Linked DNA regions of Mus musculus: region 2 is linked to region 1. Evidence: chromatin loops called from intact Hi-C (ENCODE). Cell type or tissue: heart. All regions are shown on one strand.

Region 1 (8,000 bases):
CTGCCTCTGTCCCTGACTGTCTCAGTCAGGGTTTCTATTCCTGCACAAACATCATGCCCAAGAAACAAGTTGGGGAGGAAAGGGTTTATTCGGCTTACATTTCCATACTGCTGTTCATCACCAAGGAAGTCAGGACTGGAACTCAAGCAGGTCAGGAAGCAGGAGCTGATGCAGAGGCCATGGAGGTATGTTCCTTACTGGCTTGCTTCTCCTGGCTTGCTCAGCCTGCTCTCTTATAAACCCAAGACTCCCAGCCCAGAGATGGTCCCACCCACAAGGGGCCTTTCCCCCTTGATCACTAATTGAGAAAACACCCCACAGCTGGATCTCATGGAGGCATTTCCCCAACTGAAGCTCCTTTCTCTGTGATAACCCCAGCCTGTGTCAAGTTGACACATAAAACCAGCCAGTACACTGACCATGGCTTTTCAACACACAGCATGCATCCCTCCTCTGCCTCTGTCCCTGAGCATGGCTGCTGGGCACACAGCATGCATCCCTCTGCTGCCTCTGTCCCTGACCATGGCTGCTGGGCACACAGCATGCATCCCTCTGCTGCCTCTGTCCCTGACCATGGCTGCTGGGCACACAGCATGCATCCCTCTGCTGCCTCTGTCCCTGACCATGGATGCTGGGCACCAGCATACACCCCTCCTCTGTCTGTCCCTGACCATGGCTGCTGGGCACACAGCATGCCTCCCTCCTCTGCCTCTGTCCCTGACCATGGATGCTGGGCACCAGCATACACCCTCCTCTGCCTCTGTCCCTGACCATGTTGCTGGGCACCAGCATACACCCCTCCTCTGCCTCTGTCCCTGACCATGGCTGCTGGGCACACAGCATACATCCCTCTGCTGCCTCTGTCCCTGAGCATGGCTGCTGGGCACACAGCATGCCTCCCTCCTCTGTCTGTCCCTGACCATGGCTGCTGGGCACCAGCATACACCCCTCCTCTGCCTCTGTTCCTGATCATGGATGTGCTATAAACACCTCCTTCAAGTTCCTGCCTCTGTGTCCTCCCTGCTATGATGGACTGTAACCTGGAACTATGAGCTGAAACAAGCCACATATCAGTGAGTATACCTGTGATCTCAGTATTCAAATGCTGAGATGGGAGGTGGAGACAAGAGAATTCCCTTTAAGCCTGTGTTCTAGTTAGCCTGAATGGGCAATGATGACGAAGAAGCCCTCCTGGGAAGTGGAAGGCAAGGACTGACAAGGGGTTGTCTTTTGACCTCCCCACATCATGATGTGTGTACACACCCACTGTACAGAGACTTTCTTTAAAGCTACAACTGACATCAGAGCCAGTTGTCTTTTTCTCATGTACATAAAATAAATCTATAGAAGATAGATGTGGAAGATCTGATTTTAATTTTTCTTTCTTTTTTTTTTTTTTTTTTTTTTTGAGACAAGGTCTTGCTATATAGCCAGGGTGCTCTGGAACTCTGGTCATCACAGAGTGCTCAGGTCACAGGTGCGCACCACCCCATCAGGATCCTGATGCATATTCGGAAGTGGCATGTTTCTTTACTGGAACATTGAGTCCTGGTGTATACTTCCTGATGAGACTCGCTGTCGGTTTTTCCCATTCCTGGGGATTTTACAATTTTCTGATGCTTCATCACTGACAAGCAGAGGAAGAAACACAGAAGTAAAGAATTACAACGTGTCAGGAACCAGTTAGGAGGATTTCTTTTTCTGGAGATATTTTTGTGGGGGCGTGGAGGGGTGTGGGGTGGAATGCCACTTTCTAACTGTCCTTTTATGTATGCTTTACAAGTTTCAACTAGTTTAGAGAAAGTGACCCTGTGTAGCACCGTGGCAAGTGGATCTAGGGAAAGAGGGTCCTACAGTGGTTCCTAGTTAGGTCCAGATGGGCAAGCTTGGAGAAAGACTAAGGACCGATGGGTTGCCCAGTGCTTAGTTAGCAGATACTATGGAGCACAGAGAGGGAGAAGGTGAGTTCCATCCCGGGACTTTCCAAGGTTGTAGATCGACCCAAACATTGGACCTTCCTGGAAACCATTCCCCAGTTTGCATCCTACAATCTATCTGGACAAACTGTTACTTTCGATGTTACTTTACACAGACATGCTGGTCTAAATGAATGGCAAAAGAAGAAAACCACATCTCTGAACTCTTGCTACAAACTGCTTATTTTAATGACAGATAGCTGAAGGATGGTCCTCCGAGTCAGCGGAAAGGGGAGTCAGAATCGAAAGCAAAATCAGGCAAGGGTGAGCGGCATTGTCACCCAGAAGTTCTTTCTCAGAGAGACTTCCCTACTCTTTTGAATGTCTTGTTAATGTCACACTGGGACTTGTCACATGGAAGTCTGATAGGTCTGATAGGTCTCTCCATGGGAGACCCCAATTACAATTCTGTGGGGAAAAAATATATCTGAATTTAAATGCTGCTATTTAATCATCCAAACCATTCCGAAGGCTAATCAAGAAGACTCGCGGGTGAGCGGTGTTCTGGAATGAACTTCTCGCCAATGAAACGTACTGCGCATTTGCCTTTGTGCTGAACAGCTCATTGCCACTGTTTAATAGTGTAGCATATTGCTGTATTTTTGCAAAAGAATTTGAGAAGGTACTGGAGCGAGGGGATGATTCTCACTAATGACCAAAGCTGTTTGGTGTGAAATAGAGATGTGTGTGCATGCACATGTGAGCGTGTATAGGTGTGCATGTCCATGAGTGCATCTGTGGAGGCCACGGCCAAAGAGCATCCTCTTCTATCATTGTATACTATTTTCTGAGACATGCCCTTCAGTGGACAGGAGCTCACCGATTGGCTAGACTGGCTGACGACAAAGAGCGCCAAGATTCTTCCTGTCTCTGTCTCCTGATGCTGGGATTTCAGGCACACACCACCACAGTCAGCTTCGGTTTTGAACTCAGGTCTTCATGCTGTGAAGAAAGCATTGTACCCAGAGAACGCTCCCCTATCCTCTCTCTAAGCGACAAATATTGATCATTTACTCACATACAGTAATGCCATATTCTGCACATAACATTTTCAGGGAGCTATAGAGAGAAATTATATTGATGGCGAAAGACAGCCTGACCGAGGACCCTGGCAATGATGATGGGGAAGTAACAGAGTTTGTAGGAGATATTTATGGCCAACCCAGGGCCACTTAAGATGCTTTTGTGTGCAAGAGGAGCTGACCAAATTAAAGAGCCTGTTTATAGTCCATACACGAAGCCACAGAATCATCTGACATGTCGTTTTCCCATTTAGCCACTAGGTGGCCTTTAATGCTTTTAAGTTTTGCACAGGGGGACAAGTCCATTGGGGACTTGGATGGTCTGTCCTGGGCACCTCAGGTGGTGCATCAAAAATCAATCCTACCGTAAGTATTCTTCACTCTGCCAGGAACGACCCATTTCAGAGCCCATCTGGTCCTCCTCGCTACGCTATCATGCCTGCCAGATGGACAGACTTCCCGTTGGGAATTTAAACAACCGTTTGCACAAACCTAATGAGGGCTGAATATAAGCGCTACTGCTCAGGTTCATTTTCTGCCTTCAATAAGCTCTCTTGAGTAGATTATAAAGCTGCGATACGTCTAATACTTAATGTTCTGGTTGAAATAGAATGTTACACCTCATGTTAGAATTACCACAGTCAGTACAGCTTTATTTTAGAAAATAATGTTTCAATGTACTTCATGTTATGCTGGGTCTGTAAAGAGCACCAATAAGAACATTGTATTTCAAAGGAAAATTAGAGGGTCAAAGAATGATTTCATAGTTCCTGTCTTACATGCCTGTTATCAAAATGCTTTTTGATCAGCACCTTTGCCTGGAAGCTCTAAACCTCGATTGAGGGAGCTGTTGGGGGCTGGCTGGCTAGCTTAGCTGGCAAAGGCATCACCACCAAGCCTGATGACCTGAGTTCATTTCCCAGGAGCCACAAGATGGATAGGGAGAACAGACTCCTGCAAGTTGTCCTCTGACCACACCTGAGCCATGGCCCCTGCTCCCACAGTAAAATGTAGTAACAAAGACGCCGTCGGTGTGGGATCTCCCTGCAGCTGTCGGCGTGGGATCTCCTGCCCCGGAAAGTGTTCCTCAAGCCAACACTTTTTCTTTTTGTTTTAAATTGATTCTCTTTTGCTTAGCATGCAGACTATCGAGCATCACTCTGACCCTTTCCTTATGTCTGCAGCCCTATGTTTTGCTGATCTCCACCCCGCAATGAAGTCTTCTATTTCTTCCCTCCTGCTTGCTTTTTCCTGTAAAATGATTCCGTATGTGAACTTGTTCCTCCCAGGAGGGCAGCTTGTATTTTCAGATTATATTTTAATGTATTTCTGTAGAAGTACAAACCTGCACAGAGGCAGGATATCGATTATGGAGGAGGAAGCGGCACATCTTCTAAGGGACTGTGAACCTGCAGCCTCTTTCTCTTCCTCTCTCCTGCATTCTGGCTATGAGGAGAGTTGCTTTCTCTACCACAGTTTGCCCACTATCACGTACTTATGTCTCTGCTAGTCCAAAGGCAGCACAGCCCACCAGTAACGGAAGCCTCCACGCTTGAGGGCCAGATTTCCCTTCTCTCTTTTCTTTGGCTACCTAGGTATTTACTGCAGCTTAGAGTGACAGAAAGCTGGCTCACACTGGGTACCAATCAGAGCACCAGCTTTTAGCAGCTTCCCCCGACCCCCAACAGGGTTTCTCTGTGTAGCCCTGGCTGTCCTGGAACTCACTCTGTAGACCAGGCTGGTCTTGAACTCAGAAATCTGCCTGCCTCTGCCTCCAAAGTGCTGGGATTGAAGGCGTGCGCCACCACTGCCTGGCTTTTAGCAGCTTTTATGACATGCTAAGTTATATTTTTCATCCTTATTTTTTTTAATTTTAAAAATGTCTACTTAAAACCTTAAGTTGCATTTTTCTTCTGGAGCAGCTATTTTAAAAGTAAATAATTGCCGGACAGTCTCGAGAAAACAAAAACAAAACAAAACAAAACAAAAAACGGAAATAATTATTTCAAAGCAGGTAGCGAGGTTTAAGAAGTATAAAAGAGTAAAACTGAAGGTTAAGTTAATGCCCCACGTTAGCCTCCCAGTTTCCTTTCTTTAAGGTAACCACAGGGTAACATCCTGACTGGATTTGAAGTCCACTCCACAGCAAGGATTCCCATCTGATACTCTAAATCCTGTCAACGGCCTGTGCTCAGGGAGGTCACCAGCCCTAGCAGGAAACTGTTGGTGTTATATTGCTAAAGGGACCCGATGTACCCGTCCATTTGCCCTGCAAGTGTTGATGTTTGAGCTCATAGTCAGAGCTGCGGACAGGCTTTCTGTAGCGGACAGAGGTATGTGCAGAGGCTGAGACTCGGCCACAGCGCTGAGATTAAATAACTGTAGAATGATCCCCAGTAAACAGGACCCTGACAAGATTCTGGGAAGAGGAAGTAGAAATGGTTGTTGGGGGTGAGAAAGAAATGGTTTCTTCGGTGATGTAACCACTGGTAAGTTGCTGGAACTGGCTCTGGACTCACGAGATCAGGGAGTCTCCCCATATTGGGGGACTCCTGGGCTTGCCTGCCTGTCCAGCTACCTAACCAGTGAGCGCCGGGCCATTGAGAGAGATCAGAGGGCTGAGTGAGGATGACACTCAGTGTTGGCTGCTGCCCCTCACCCTCACAAGAGCACATACATCTGCATACATACACACACACACACACACACACACACACACACACTTCACATAAATGCACGTGCATATACAGAATAAAAGAGTCACGGGTCTCTGAAGCCCCTTCACTTTGGATACTTCTGACTCTTCCTGCCCAACAGGAATGACCATGACCCCACCTCCGTGGCTTGGATTAGGTCTGCCCCTTTTGACTTTACTCTCAACGTTATGTAAGGTGTGCAGCAGGAGGCCTTGCTCATTCCTATGTTCTAGCTTTTCCCTTTCATCGTGTCATTGCTGGGAGTTTGGGTTCTTTCCAGTTTTTGACTATAAATAGTATAGCTGGAAATGTTCCTGCATATGGCTTTTGTGAATGTATATTTGCATTGCTATTGTGTACATACCATGTGGGTCGCTCCATTGTCGGGCAGGTAGATGTTCAGATTTGGAAGAAATGGTCAGTTTTCAAGGTCATTTTGGCAGCAGACGCAAACGTTTCTTCTAAGTGACGCTCACAGATGCTCTGGGACCTTTGCTTGAGACTAAATGCTCTACAGGAGACCTTAGAACAATTCCCAGATGAGAATCACTTCAGTACTGCTCTCAGGTTTAGAACTTTAGTATCTTGCTCAATTTTCCGCATGCTGTTAAATTGGTTTTTCACCAGTAAAGGAGTCTCCATTTAAGACCGAATGTTTCATCTATTAAGAAGTTTAAGTTGGGGAAAAAAGAAGCTTAAGTTAGGAGGGGATAGCGTTGGCTGTTGAGATGGCTTAGTCACTAAAGTCCTTGCTGCGGAAGTCCAGGACCCAAGCTTGATCTCCGAGTCCCATGTAACAAATGAACAAGCAAGTCAGGCATAATGGTACACACTTGCAATCCCAGTGCTGCTAGTTAGAGACGGATGGATTCCTGGGGCTTAGTAGATAACCAACCAGTCTATTATAACTAACAAGCTTCAGGCCAGAGGTTTTGTCTCAAAAACATTACTTCTTAAGAGCAATAATTGAGTTTGATACACCAAAACCATAAATGTGCACTTACACGAACACACACACACACACACACACACACACTCACACTCACACACATCACTCACACAATGTAAGTTTGGATTTAGCATTGGTTGTCTATCTTACCCCCTCTCTTAAAACACAGGAGTTTGCCTTCTCTTATTGTGAGAATGGTGAAGGCTAGCAACATGCAATCCCATGTAGCCAGTTACACAGACAAAAAAGTAAAAAGACTGTGATTTTCAACAACAACAACAAAAAGACTACTTGCTCTGTATCTTTGTTGGGGTTTCTATTGCTGGGAAGAGACACTATGACCACAGGAACTCTTATAAGGTAACTGGGGCTGGCGGACAGTTTAGAGGTTCCATCCATTATCACCATAGAGGGCTCGTAGGCAGACATGGTGTTGGAGAAATAACCGAGAATTCTACACCTGAAGTCAGCAGGAAAAGAGAGATACCTGGCTTAGCTTAAACATCTGAAACCTCAAAGCCTACCTTCCAGTGACATTTCCTCTAACAAGGCCACACTTCCCAATAGTGTTACTTCCTATGGGCCTATGGGGAGGCAGGTCATTGGCATTAAAACCACCACACTGTGACAGAAAGCCAGCCAACCCAGCAAAGATGAGGTCCCCAAGGTAGAGCGGGAGATTATCAATCCCACTTTCTCAATCCTGTAAAGCCTTCCAGAGTGACATCAGCCTTGGCCTTCAGACCCATAGGCTGGAAAGAGTCCGTGGAGTTTAGTGTGCTGGTGGGAAGGGGTCTCCGAGATGGACAGTTTCTTGCCTACCATATAACAAGCTTTATTTTGGTGATCAGCGTGGCTGTTACATGGTTAAGGCGAGCTTCCCCTTTTCCTATTGCCCACTAGACAGAGCATCTTCTTCTTCAAAGGCTCTTCAAAAATGAGCATAAAACATGCATCGCTTCTATGAACACACATTTCAACTCGTGTATAGCTTATATTTGTGTTCCCCCTCAGTTACCCTCAAGGCTACTGTGAGAAAGAGGAAGGAGCGTAGAATATTCTGGCACAGGAAACAGGGATCCAGCCAAGAATGGATTATGCCACATCTCGGTTGAGCTATGAGACACTAGACCGTGTGACTAGGGTAAGCAGGCTTGCCTCATAGAGGAAGCAAAATTATGACCAAGAAGCAAATGGGTGTACAACAGTTCCCAGTGTGGAGCTAGGAACAAGACAGGAGCCTGGTCCAGATGCCAGGGGTCTTCAGACTCGAGATGCAGAAAACCTGGACAGGGTTGCCTTGAGCAGCCTGAGCTCCACACGGTGTTGTGTTTGTCTGCATGGGTCCTGACCGAGA
Region 2 (8,000 bases), 50 kb after region 1:
TTGTTTGTTTGTTTGTTTGTTTGTTTTTGAGACAGGGTTTCCTTGTGTAGCTCTAGCTGTCCAGGAACTTGTTCTGTAGACCAAGATAGCTTTAAGCTTAGATTCACCTGCCTCTGCCTCCCTGGGATTAAAGGTGTGCCCAGCCTTTTTCTTTTTCTTTTTTGGTTCCATAGCCGAATCACAGGAGTCTTCCAATTATTAAAAGTGAAAAATTGCAAATATAGCCAAGGCAAGCACTATAGTGGCTCATAACCATCTGTAACTCAGGTTACAGGGAATCCAGCGCCTATGCCTTAGCAGGTACCTCCCTTCATGTGGATAGAGAAATGTGTGCTCATGTGCTTATGCATGTGTGCACACACACATACACAAGCACACACAGTCCATGCATATATACACAAGCAAACGCTAATTGCATGAAAAATAAAATAAAAACTAAAGTAAATCTTTAAAGAAATGGAGTCCTAAGCTATGGGGCCTTTGTGTCTGGCTTTTGTCACTTAAGGTGTTCTTTTAAGGTTTGTGTTGTCACAAATCTTCATTGTTTATGGTAATTTTCATTCCATTGTAATATTATGGGGGTTAAATTTTTGTTTGTTGATTGTTTCAGTTGTTTCTTGACTAAAGTTGAGGCAGCATGGTTATGCCAAAAATGTATTATTAAATATATCTTACATTGCACAGCAAAGATGTGTTGGAGTAATAATATGCATGAATAAAAGTGATACTTTATGGTTGTAAGTTGATTCCTTAAACCAATTATATATATAAATATTAATATATACATAGTATATAATAATTGGCTTGGAAATTAAAATTCTCCTGCCTCAGTTTCCCAAGTGTGAATGCTACCATATATGACTTTAAAATTTGTTTGATTTTTCATCATGGTGACTCAAAATCACTTGATCCAAACAAAACAATTCCTGCTTCATTTTGTTTCTGCTTTATTTGTGGGAATTAAACTGTCATTTTGAGAATACTTGGCTCCTTTACAAGAATGTGCTTGTGAAACAAAGCTAAAGGGAGGTAGCAGTGCCTGCCCAGCCTTCGCTCTCACACCGACATCACAGGTGGCTTAACTTGCTGCCATCTCTCTATTCTTCAAAAAAAGGAAGGAGAAAAGAATTGATATTTATTGAAAACAAGGCTGCATTTCTCTCTCTTTATAGCATTTGAAATATAATTATAGGTTTTCACATTAAAATCCATCATGGCTAGGTTTTAAGATGAGAGATTTGAAGTGATATTTAACCTTTATAATTTGGGGGAATGCTTATGACTATGAATATAAGGAAACGTTTAACATAATTTTAACAGAAAATTTCAAAGGTATGGTACTTTAATTTTGTCATTTTGTTCTCATGTCTTCAAAGAGGATGAAGAAGCAATCTTTATCTTCCTGAGGTCCTTGGCAACCATGGATTTATTATTATTATTATTTTAACTATTTGCTTCCAGGAGCCTCATAAATTTAAATTCAAGTTCCTTGTTTTCTTGGTCGGTTTCTAGGCCATTTGTGTGCACCATCTGGGATTTGCTAGAAATGGAGTCTCTGCCTCCTTCCAACATCTACTGTCAGAGTGGGCCAGCAGTCTTTGTTCAAATACCTCTGTCCTTGCCAGCATTTTAGAACCTCTGCCCATAAATACATGCATGCTAGTTTCTGCTTGCTCCTGTAATCTTTTCTTCTTCCTCTCTCCGCAGAGACCTCATCTTCCACTAACGTGACCAGTTTGTTCCCTCTTTGGGCCTTTATTCTCCATGTGGCATACTTGTTGAACCTTAGCTGGACTTGGGCCTCATTTCCTTTAAATGTGGTTGCCTGCCCTAGAGCCCTCTCAGCATTGTAGGGGGAGCTGGGCTCCTCAGCTGGCGTTTTATTCCCCACACAGTTCCCTCCTGTCTCACCTTGTTCTTTACCAGAGCTCCCCAGCCATCTGGTTCTCCTTGAGGTTGCCCAGTGGGGGATAGGAGAGAGAGAGGGAGCCAGCTTGAGTTCCTCCCTGTGTCTTTTCCACATCGCTTCTATGTTCTTCTGTCATCTGCTTTCTCTCTCCCTCTGCATTTCAGTGTTAACTATTTCAGCAGAGATCATTTCTATACTAGAGTACAGGCCATAGATCATCTGTAAATGCCGAATGAATAGAAAGAATATTGAATCAGAAATAAATGGTGGTGGTTGGGTGTACCTGAATAAATCAAGTCTATAGCTTGCTATATACTATACGCGAGATGCGAGACCATTCATGATGTCTGAATAGAACATAACCGAGACAAGCTGGGGTAAGATGGTGTGCCCTGGACCAAAACGTTTCTCTGAAAGGCAGAGCTAATGGTAGTGACAAGTGTGACCTTATGTGTGCAGTGATGAAGATGACACAAAGTAACACAGTAGTTAAAGAGCTCAGTCTCTGGAGACAACCAGCCTTGGTTTTGGATCTTGGCTTTGCCATTTATTTCATAGCTGTATGACTTGCAGAGGTTACCTTCCTCGCTGTGCTTCAGTGTGTTACTGTAAAGTGCACTGCCATCTACAGCATTTGATGCAGGTTGTGTGCTTGCTGTCTACCAGGGAGCTTGAGGTGCTGAAGGCACACTAACAGAGACAACCCTTGGCTGCATGGCATTGCATTTGTAATGAATGGTGAGCTCATGACTGTCAGGTACAGAACCTATGTAGAGGTAGTGGCTTTGTGGGGGGCGGGGGAGGGCTGGAATTTTAGGTGGAGTGGCCGGGAAGATGTTATTGAGAGGATGACAGCTGCAGAGGCAAGGAGACCAAGCTATGCAGCTTAAGAGCATGCTCAGCAGGAGCAGCAAGTCAGAGTTCCCAGTCGGGCGCAGGCCTGGCCTGGCCTGGTGTGGAGCACTTGGAGCACTCGGTAGAACAGAAGCAAGGAGTTGTAAAGTTAATGGTGGCAGTGTCTTTGGTATGGGCAGGACATGTGGATCTCTAGTCAGTATTGGGTTTTATTGTTGCACCTAACTAAATGGCAGTTCCTAGGGAACTTAAGACTCATTTTAAAAGATAAGATAAGAGTATTTCAAAGAGGTACCCTTCCTAAGACATTCTGTAGAAGTGTGGGGTTCCAATTAGATCTGTCCAAGAAGCTAGCAAAATGCCATTGCTAATCCAGCATTGAGGATTTCAGCACAGGCATTGGGAGCACAGCTACTTTTTATGGAGAAGAAGGGCATTGGCTCAGGCACTTGCCATTCACACCAGTATTAATTCCTCAGGGAGGAACACGTCTCACATTCTTAGAGTAGTTGTGCTTTAGAAAGCAAAGGCTAGATTGCTGTTAAACCTGAGGTGACTGGCTAAGTGGAGGACTCCCTAATGTTTCTCTGCCAAAAGCACAGACGTCTTGAAGAGTAAAGGATAGATGAGGAAAAGCTGTATTCTGACCTTGTTTCAATAGCCAAGGAGATCACTGCTCTGAGCCTTTTTCTTCATTGGTAGAGAAGATAATCTTTGTTCTGTTTGTCTGAGAGTTGCTGTAAGACTTTGGGTAATGCTGGTGAAAGTAGCAGGTGAGATAGACGTGTACAGGGGTCTGTTGTGTAACCGTGTTTATTTGCTGATGTAGTGTGTTTAGTAAATGTTCTTCTATCTAGTGTGAACATAATAGTAAAGACAGTTGTTTTGAAGCTTTAAGCTTGAGAGAAAGTTTATGTGGGTGAAGACTATGGAGCAGTATTACTGAATTCTCTGGTTAAGTGTGCTGGGTGTTCTGGCCCAGCAGCAACAGAGTCGCATTCTCTAGGCTTGGTTAATCTTTATTTTTTCCAGTATTGTCAAGGCACTATGTGTAAGGAGCTTATATGCAGCCTTGTTGGCTAAGTTGAGGCTTTAGGATCCACATTTCATGTGGTACAGTTATCAGAATGCACAAAGCCCGAGGTGCATTCTGTTCATACTAGGAATCTTGACAGCATTTTAGCTTCTTCTATATGATTGACTTACTGTTTTAACAGAATCCACGTTAATGTTTCTGGATGACTTTGTATGTGATAGGTGTTTTATATGCATTAGGGGACACCTTTGCAAAAAAGGGAGGTGAAGGGTCCCAAGGAAATGGGCTAAGTCCAGGTGCCTCCAAATCTTCTGGTCCCCAGTGTGATGTCCTTCTCAGTGCTGCTTTCACAGTGAGGCTACGCAGCTTTCTCACTGGGAGGGTGGCCAGAGGAGTTTCAGCCTGCAAGGGAGGTCAAGTGACTTTTGGCAAACCCTCTAGCTCTGTAATGCTACTGTGGCACTGTAACCAGAGTGTGGATTCAACACATTCTGCTGTGAGTGTGTGAGTGTGTGTGTGTGTGTGTGTGTGTGTGGTGGGGGTGGAGGTGGGGGAATAAACCTCACACTTTCTCAGAGCTCAGCATAGTCTCATTTGGTTGTTTTGAAAGACAATAACCTGGTGTTTGTTTATCAGGTTCCCACAAGTTCCCATAGTCTTTGCATTCTTTCTTTATTCAGCATGAAAGTGGGATACCTTTTAACAGGTGTTATTCTTCATACTGATGTGTACCGACTCCCATGGGGTAGGTGTTCATGGGGTTGAATGGACAGGTTGTATTCATCAAACTGGTTTGCTGCTTGTTTGATTCTTCAGCTTCAGGAATTTACAAAAATTTTAAATAATTTGACAGGCATAGCAATGTGAATTCTTTGGTAGCAGTGCTTTTTAAGATGTTTAATTGTTCTAGGAGAAAGATTTACAGTGAGTTTTAATTACCTATGGACTGCATTTGCATACAGGCTCTCATAGGTTTTGATATGCTAACTAATTTCTACTTATTCACATACTTTAGAGTAGGTATTGGATTTGATTGAAACATTTCAGTTTAACGTTTCTGGAGTAGTTAATGCATGCATGTGATATAGAAATAAGGTTTCCTTCCGTGCCCTGGCTCCTGTCTCTTGCTCCCCACCCTCAGGATCTGAACTTACTCTGTTTTTATATATGCTTCTAAAGAGAAATGCATCCATAAGTGTGTGTGTGTGACAGTCACTCCTGAGGTCATCGTATTGAAGCCAAACTTAGTGCAGACACCTGATTAGTATAGCAAACTGTAGCCCGGGACTCGTGAACTAAACAATCCTCCTGCCTCAGCTTCCTGAGTAGCTTGGACTACAGGTATGTTCTACCACATCAGGCATGTATGACATTCTCTAATCAAGTATGAAAGGATTCATGAAAAGATCTGTTTGATGTCTTGATCTAGCTCCGTTTTTGCTGAACAAACAGTACATATGAAACTGGCAGGAAAAGATTTGCTTTTCCCTTCTATCTGAAGGCTGCCTCTGGCTACCCTGTGGGGTTTCCAGTTCAGCAGGCAGTACCTGGGGAAGGACAAGGGCCCAGGGCTGTGGGCCTACCCCAGCTCCACTCTTTGTTTCAGGGCAAGGATCTAAGGGGAATGCCACCTGGGCAGACAAGACAGGTAATGGTTTCTCTCTGTTTCAGATGTTCCTGACAGTTTACCTCAGTAACAGTGAGCAGCACTTCACAGAAGTTCCTGTTACCCCAGAGACAATATGCAGAGATGTGGTGGATCTGTGCAAGGAGCCTGGAGAGAACGACTGCCATTTAGCCGAAGTGTGGTGTGGCTCTGGTATGGACCCGGCTTTCTGTTTGAGCTCTGCTATCTTCTGTTCCTTTTGGGTTCTAGGATTGGTATTGTGATGGGGGGTAGGGTATTCTTGTTCACCTACAGACAGCAGGATAACCTGCACCTTAGAAGGTCAAGTTCTCGCTTTTTCTTTTGTTTTTTTCTTTTTTCTGTAACAGAAGGAAGTCACTGAACAAAGACAGGTGACAAGTGTGTTGGATGGAAGCTTCGGGATATTGTTATGGTCAAGTGTTTGGTACTCAGAAGTTTATTTATTTTGTATGTTTAAGTTTTCCTTTCTGAGCATTGGTGGTACCCACCTTTAATCCCAGCATCTGGAAGGCACAGACAGGTAGATTTAGGACGGCCAGGACTACACAGGGAAACCCTGTCTCAAAAAACCAACCAGCCAACCAACCAAACAAACAAGAAACACCAAACCACCACCAGCAACAAAAAGCTATCATTAATTAGAAATTTGATGCTTTCCTTCTCTTCTTTGATGTTGGGGATTGTCTTAGTTTCCTGTTGCTATGCTAAAATAGTTAGAACCAACTTCTGAACCATAGTTCAGGTTGTCATCCATTATGGTGGGGACATCACAGCAAGAGGATCTTGAGGGAGCTGGGCACATTGTAGCCACACTCTAGAAACACAGTGCTTACTAGTACTTGACCTATAATCCCCAGAACTGAAGAAAACAAAACCAAAAAAGAAAGCATCCTTACTCCAAAGCTTTAAGTGTGTTTTCCTGTTGCTTTCACTCTCTTCTTCCTCTCGCTTCCTAGTCCCCTCCCTCCTTCCTTTTTCATATCTTTTCTGCCTGCTCATGCATTTGCTTGGAGAACATTTCTTGGATGCCAGTGTATTAGATTTTGAGGGATGCAGAGATGGAAATTTCCTGCTTTCAGATACCTCACAGTGCAGGAGGAAAAGCAGGTAGCGTGTTCCTCTTACAGTGCTGTGAGGACAGCAGCAGTGAGGTGGAGATGGACGTGTGCCATCTGCCAGAGCAAAGGGTACCAGGGACAAAGATGAGTGCCTGTGCCCATCCTCCCCTCCCCCTCCCCTCCCCTCCCCTCCCCTTCCCTCCCCTCCCCTCCCCTCCCAGGTTTGTAGTGCTTAGGGGAGAAGTGGGGTGTCTATTCGGAATTTTATCCCCTTTTGTGGAGGCCCTGTAGAATTTGTATGCTTTGTATAAAGTGGTTATATCATCACTGTTACTCGAAGTAGAACCAGGACTGCATGTCGTTTGTTCCAACTGAGCAGATTAAGTTCGGGGTTCAGTCACAAAATTGGCTGCTGAATACCTGGCTGCCCTGTCTCTGTCCATGTTGTTTATTTAAGGCGCTGAGAGGTGGTGTGTGATTACTGATAAGTGTATAGTTTTCATAGGCCACGTCAACATTCTCATACAAATCCTGTCGATGTCATTGAGCTCCGAGCTCATGCACTTGCTTCTTAACCAGCATAAGGGTCTCTCAATTCAGCTTTCTCTCCTGAAGTAGGAAATCCTTTGTTAGTTTATTATTTCTTTCTAACTCAGGATACACTGTTTCTACTGAGGCTCTTCTCAGTTATTGCAGTATTTAGCTGTGTCTTTTTTGTTTCTAGAAAAGTCTTGAAAGTTGGCAGCCTTACCGCAACAGGGCCAGATATCATCCCATTGAAATATTCTTCTGTTTGCAAATGAATAAGTTTGACTGTTAACATTATTTACAAACAGATAGTTTCTAAATGTTGGGTTTGGGAAGTTGGCTGAGTGTGGGTCCATGTGATTGCTTCATACAGCATGGACTTCAGTTTGCAGCTCAGCACTCATGCAGTTGGGTATTGCTGTGAGCTCTGTAACCCTACTGACCGGGGTACAGGTTGCAGATGAGGACATCCCAGGGACTCACTGGACAGCCAGTCTAGTGAAAATGGCAAAAATTCAAACTCAGTGAAGAGACTCTGTTTCAGAAAATAAGGAAAATGGAAAGTCTACCACTAGAGAAAGACATCCTAATGTTAGCTTCAGGCCTCTAAATGTGTGCAGAAGGGCACATGTGCCACATGTGCACACAATCTGTATATATCTCACTCCCTCTCACAAAAGGAAATAACCTGTATTAAAGACTAGATTAAAACTTGAGCTGAGACCATTTAATTTTAATTTTTTTCTACATGTGTCTAGGGACTCATTGAACATTAATATTAGTGAGAGTGGGTCTCTGGTTATATAGATCACACAAATCTTTGAAACCCTCAGAAGTTAAATTGCATGCCTGTAGATAATAAGAAGCCACTGAATTAGACTCTTAAGACCCTAACAACTGGCACAGACCCATTATTTCTACTGCTTTATACTGACTTGACACTGATTGTGTAGAAAATCAGTGATA

The links. A loop is a pair of places that touch in the nucleus more often than their neighbours do. Peaks named below come from ENCODE experiments on the same cell type or tissue, not always from the same donor. Only the 100,000 strongest peaks of a DNase experiment are listed, where the experiment ranks them.
Region 2: a loop joins it to region 1, with 1.9 times the contacts of the local background. A loop is called at or near these places in 2 of 42 quality-filtered maps.

What each region holds. Positions count from the first base shown.
Region 1 is chr1:182,373,113-182,381,112 of GRCm38, forward strand. No RefSeq gene overlaps it. Among named protein-coding and RNA genes, the nearest start is that of Trp53bp2, 32 kb to the right of the region's middle. In heart, a CTCF peak has its summit at 3,255 (motif pointing right); no DNase peak of the experiment used is centred here; H3K27ac peaks cover 393 bases.
Region 2 is chr1:182,423,423-182,431,422 of GRCm38, forward strand. Trp53bp2 (transformation related protein 53 binding protein 2) reads left to right here. Exons shown (of 18, transcript NM_173378.2): 2 at 5,472-5,619. Among named protein-coding and RNA genes, the nearest start is that of Trp53bp2, 18 kb to the left of the region's middle. In heart, no CTCF peak of the experiment used is centred here; a DNase peak (open chromatin) is centred at 4,189.